Regions from separate parts of the Homo sapiens genome. Here region 2 is linked to region 1. A link is a loop called in an ENCODE intact Hi-C map of the cell type or tissue named here. Cell type or tissue: PC-3. All regions are shown on one strand. Each heading gives the region's core, and the rest is flanking DNA. Links, peaks and the distances in the headings are about the cores only. Region 1 holds the start of LOC105374545 (a long non-coding RNA gene). Region 2 has its middle 58 kb from the start of LINC02357.

Region 1 (2,922 bases), core at 167-2,666:
TCATTCAACAAATACTTCTCAAGCATCCCTTATAAGAAGACAAGATGGTATTATGGTTAAAAACTCAAACTCTAGAGGCTGGTGGCCTGGATTTGAATCTTGATTCTGTGGCTCTCTCACTGTTGGGAAATGGGCAAGCCAAACTTTTCTCTGTGCCTTAGTTTTCTCATCTGGAAAATGGAGATAGTAGTTCCTCTGTCATTAGGATTGTTGTGAGAAATAATTGAGTTAATATATTCAAATAGAACAGGGTCTGGCACAAGATAAATGCTACCTGTTATCATTATTATTATTACTATTTGCTTGAGTTAATGTATAAAATATGTAAACAGTATGCAGCATAAAATAAGTGCTACCTATAATTATTATTGCTATTTTGTGCCAGGCACCATTCTAGAAGGTGGAGATACAGCAATGAACCCTTGACTTCCTGGAGCTTACCATTTAGAGGGGAAAATAGACAATAAATAAGGAAATGTATAGTATGGCAGGTAGTAGTTAATATCTGCCTCATAGTATTTTTTGTTTTTTTGTTTTTTTGTTTTTTTGTTTTTTGAGATGGAGTTTCGCTCTTGTTGCCCAAGCTGGAGTGCAATGGCGCGATCTCAGCTCACCGCAACCTCCGCCTCCCAGGTTCAAGCAATTCTCCGGCCTCAGCCTCCCGAGTAGCTGGGATTACAGGCATGTACCACCACGCCCGGCTAATTTTGTATTTTTAGTAGAGACGGGGTTCCTCCATGTTGAGGCTGGTCTCGAACTCCTGACCTCAGGTGATCCACCCCCCTCGGCCTCCCAAAGTGCTGGGATTACAGGTGTGAAGTGAGCCACTGCGCCCGGCCTGCCTCATAGTATTATAATGAAAATTACACAAAGTAATATATGGAAAGTGGCCGATATAGTCAGAACCTGTCTGAAAATGGGCACTTAATAAATAAATGTTAACTCTCCTTTTCTCTCTGCTCCCCCTTCACTCCCCTCCCTTCCCTTCCCCTCCTCTCCTCTCTCCTCTCCTTTACCTATTCTCTCTTTGGAGAGAAACCAGTCAGAAGACAAGCGGCCAGGGGTGCCCATACACATCAGCAGAGGAGGCTGGAGGAACAGTTCAGGCCAGGGCCTCCAAAAGCTGGCTGCAATTTCTGCGGCAGGTAGTTTCTCTCTTGCCGCTTTAGGGGAAATATGAATCATCCGTTGTTGTTTGGTTTCCATTTCCTGGGAGGCTGCAGGCCCAGGAAATCTGTGGTTTGAGCATCAGTGCCGAGATCAAACGAGATGGCTATTAGCAGCAGAGTGTGTTGCTGGGACCACTGACAAAGTTCTCTTGAGCCAAATGACTCACCTTGAGCTGGCTCCTTGGCCCACTTTCTCCTGATTGCATTCAGCTCAAGAAATGACTTGAATTTCCTGACCCAGTGTGACTCTTCCTTAGCTGTACTGGATGGTAGAGCACATCTGGACCGGGATGGGGCAGAGGTCCAGCCTGTGTTATTATCCCCATTTTACACATGATGGAAAGGTGGTCCTGGGTCCCCAATTCTTCCACTATACAACATGCTGTTTCCCCAAGTGCTGAGTAGATCTTATCATAACCAGTCCTAGGACAACCGAGCACTGGTCACCACAACCTTGCCACTGCTGACCTTGGTTGAAGTCCACTTACTTGATCCAGCTATACTCCATTATAATGAACATTATAATTAAACCTTCAGGACAACCTCTGGAGCTTTTGAAAGGAGAATTAACCAGTTATTACAAAAATAAAAGAGAGAGAGTGAGCGAGAGAAAGATTGATACAGATGGCAGATGATAAGAGAAATACATTCAAGTGTTTCTACATCATTCTTCTTTTGGGTCTCAATTCTCTTTTAAACTATTCCTATGATCCAAGGAAATCCGCTTGAACATTAATTTAAAAGTGAAGGAAGAAGAAGCCTCCATGACAGAGGAGCAATCCAAGCCTCTCCAGCATGGCAGATTTGGCCCAGGATAAAGAAGAATGGTGTCATGATCAGGACACAGTCAGGAAGGGCTGGGGGAGCTCCGGAACAAATGCAGCAAAATGCCGACATCTGTTTTATCTCAACAGTGGGTATGTGGCTGTCTGTTATGTGATTTTGTACTTTTATGTATTTTTGAAATATTTCATACTAAATCAAGAAGTGTGGAATTCGAAGTCAGAAAATCTGAGCTCAAATTTCACCTCCTTGGATAGGCTACTCAGTTTCTGACTGTGCAGATCTATCGAATGTAGATAACAGTAAGCAATTCATAGGTTTGTTATGATTCTCAGGCAAGATAAAACATTTGAAGCATTTTGTAAATTTAGAATCACCCCTAAAAGGAATCCCATACCCACGAGCAGTCACACCTGCTCCTCCTTTCCCCTCAGTCCCAGGCAGCCACTAATATACTTTCTTGTCTCTGCAAATTCACCTCTTCTGGACATTTCATATGAATAGAATCATACGATATCGAGCCTTTGACAACTTGCTTCTTCCATTTAGTATAAGGTTTTTCAAGGTTCATTCATGTTGCAGCAGGTATCAATACTTCATTCCTTTTTCTTACTGAATAATATTCTGCTCTGTGGATACAGAACATTTCATTCATCCATACACCAGCTGATGGACATTTGGGCTCCCTCTACTTTGGGGCTATTATGAATGATGCTGCTATGACCACTCACTTACAAGTTTTGTGTAGATGGATGTTTGCATTTATTTTGGGTATGTACCCAGAGGCTGCTAGATGTTTCAACATTTCAATAGAACCAGAGCTAACAGATTTCTCTCTCTCTCTTTTCTCTCTTCTCTCTCTCTCTGTTTCCTCTTTGTGTGTGTGTATATGTTTGTGTGTGTGCACTCAATTTGAAAATAACGACACTCTAAAAAGTCATGTGGGTCAAAATACAAAACACACGGCCAG
Region 2 (2,922 bases), core at 251-2,750, 69 kb after region 1:
AATTCAGGTGATGTCCACCTCCATCCTAGATAGACCATCTTGAGTCTGCTGTCTGGAGGCTAGATAGGGAACACCCAGGAATGAACAGGCCGGGTTGCCATTATACAGATGCTGGTTGCTGAAAGTCTTCAACTGTAAACTAGGTGGATTTGGAGATTGATAGGTAACCCCGTCTTACAATAGCATCATCATATCTATAATTTAAGAGTTGTAAGGGACAGTAAGTTCATAAAAACTCATTGGTTTTTCAGATGAGAAAAATGAGGTCCCCCAAAGTAAGTTATTAGTTAAGGTTATTTGGCATGCAGGATGGAGCAAAGATGAGAACCCAGGACTCTTGACTTGCAGCTCAGAGCTCTTTCCACTCAACTTTACTCCAATTTTACTTAATGTTCATGCTTTAGAAAATATCCACTATATGAAATAGATGTACAACACCAATGTGTAGTCACTTTGAAGTACTTTTAGGGTCCACATATTTAAGGACATATTTTTGGATACAGATACTCTTAGGCTCCTTTGAAATGATTCACGGCAGGGTAGGATGGAAAAATCACTGGGCTGGGAAACAGAACACCTATTTGAGGTGCTAAGCTGGCCACTTACTGATTATTAATTTACTTCTCTGAGCCTCCATTTTCTTATCTGTAAAATGGGAATGACATCATTTGCCTTGACTCCCTCATTGAACTAATATGAAGATGAAGTGAGACAATGTAAGTGAAAGAATTTGTATTAATAAATTGTTGAGCATTTTCAGACATTGTATTAGTCTACTTTCATCTGCTGATAAAGACATACCCACGACTGGGTAATTTACAATGAAAAAGAAGTTTAATGGACTCATAGTTCCACGTAGCTGGGGAGGCCTTACAATCATGGCAGAAGGTGAAAGGCACATCTTACATGGCGGCAGACAAGAGAGAAAATGAGAGCCAAGCAAAAGGGAGAACCTCTTATAAAACCATCAGATCTTGTGAAACTTATTCACTACCATAAGAACAATATGGGGGAAACCACCCCCATGATTCTATTATCTCTCACCAGATCCCTTTCACAACATGTAGGAATTGTGGGAGCTACAATTCAAGATGAGATTTGGGTGGGGACACAGCCAAACCATATCAGACATCATCTCATAAGATGCCCGTTTAGTCATCAGAATATAGGCTAATTTGGAATAGTGTATATTGTATATCATACTGTATAGTGATTGAGAAGGAGGGGATTGAGCTCAAATCCATTTACAAAGTGTGGGATTTGGGGCATAGCTACTTCATTTCTTCTGTTCCTCTATTTCTTAATGTGTCAAATAGGGATAATCAGAGGGTCTATCTTGCAGGGTTTTTGTGATGGCTATATAATTTAATTCCTGTAAACTACTGCTTGGCACATAGAAAGTGCTCAATAAATGTTTGCCATTATTATTATCTTGCAAACTTGCTGATGGTGATGTCTTTTTCTTTGTTGTAGGTGTTATTCATTGTCACATTTGTGTGTGCTTTAAAAGTCAGCAAACTTTCAGTGCCCCTGGAGGCCATAGGTAGAACCTCCACACCTCTTCTGGGAATCCTTCCATTTTTAGTATGAAGAAATAGGAACAACAGAGCTGCCTTCCAGAGCCAAGTTGGCAACTAAACCCACCTGCTTCCTGCCTTCCCAAGGCCCAGCTGACATCAGTGGGAGCCTCACCTATATGAGGAGGGACTAGTATTTGCCTTGGCCTGGCTGCTGCTGTTATCTGAAAGGCAGCAGGGGCCCCAGGCCATGCCATCTCTTGCAGGGATCCTGGCAGAGCACACAAGTCAAACAGGATCAGGGTGGGGCATAACTTGGCCCAGAGAACCCACTGACACCAGCTCATGAAAGGTGGGAGCAGGGAGTGCCCCAGATGAATCAATGGGTGGCATGTTTCCCTCTGAGCAGCTGCCAAAAATGCCTCTCAGGCATCTGGTTAAGAGGCAGTGAGTACATGGGGTGGCTGGGAGGCCAACCTCTTTAGGGCCACAATGATTTATCTCATGTCTCTGTGTACATATGTTTCCCTCTACTTGGAGTGTCTTACTCTACTTACCTGCTGGGCAAAACCCTATTCCTAGCTCATCTTTCAAGTCCTAGTTCAAGTCTATGGGGAACCTTCCTGGGATCTAATAGGTAGATTTAGGTGTTTTGTTCCCTATACAAACTGTACTTATATATTTACTCCACCCACTTTATGCTGATATACTCCATCTTACATACTTATATACTCCATCCTCTGTACCACATTACAATTGTTTATTGGTATATGGGCAAGACATGCCATCATGCCTGATGCCTACCAAAAGATTTTCCTCCAGCTCTGCCCACAGACCCTGTCAAACTGGTGAGGCTGGGAGAGAGTGCATTTCTACCACATGATCCTGCTACCCAACCATAGCCAAGGAGAGCCAATCTCCATATGGTTGGTGACCTTTGATGTGGACTAGGTCAGATCAGATTCTCACTGTCAGTGATTTGAATTGGGAAAGACTTTAGCAATGAGCAGCAGCAACGGAAGCTGAAAGGTCATGAAATACAGAAAGATCTGATGTAGCAGATGCTGTGATGTGCTGCCCGGATTCCTCTTCAGGAATGATAGATTTCTTCTCTGTGCCACTGGGAGTGCTGCCAACAGACAGCCCTCAGTTGCCAGCTGTCTTCAGGAAGCATCTCTTTTAAAGAAAGTCACCCCACCCAAGATCATGCACCCTTCCCAGGGAAGCCCATATCCAATGACTGGCTGAAATTCTCAGTGCTATCTCAGCTTCAGAGTGACGTGTGTGGTCGGCTGAATCCTTCATCAAGACTAGGGGCACCACACATCCCTGTGTGACTGGGATAGAGTTGTCCTTTAAGGCGTAATGACCTTTTAAGCTCAGTCCATGAAGTTCATGAAGACTC

What was found. Peaks named below come from ENCODE experiments on the same cell type or tissue, not always from the same donor. Only the 100,000 strongest peaks of a DNase experiment are listed, where the experiment ranks them.
Region 2: a loop joins it to region 1, with 2.6 times the contacts of the local background. A loop is called at or near these places in 2 of 110 quality-filtered maps.

The regions. Positions count from the first base shown.
Region 1 is chr4:26,195,888-26,198,809 of GRCh38, reverse strand. It overlaps LOC105374545 (a long non-coding RNA gene), which reads left to right and starts at 809. Exons shown (of 3, transcript XR_925510.3): 1 at 809-1,145; 2 at 1,886-2,086. LOC124900690 (a long non-coding RNA gene) reads left to right here. Exons shown (of 4, transcript XR_007058094.1): 4 at 1-681. It also overlaps a transcript of RBPJ not described here. RefSeq lists an enhancer at 1,065-1,594. In PC-3, for the core only: no CTCF peak of the experiment used is centred there; a DNase peak (open chromatin) is centred at 1,259; H3K27ac peaks cover 813 bases.
Region 2 is chr4:26,126,896-26,129,817 of GRCh38, reverse strand. It overlaps a transcript of RBPJ not described here. Among named protein-coding and RNA genes, the nearest start is that of LINC02357, 58 kb to the right of the region's middle. In PC-3, for the core only: a CTCF peak has its summit at 1,501; a DNase peak (open chromatin) is centred at 1,817; H3K27ac peaks cover 2,107 bases.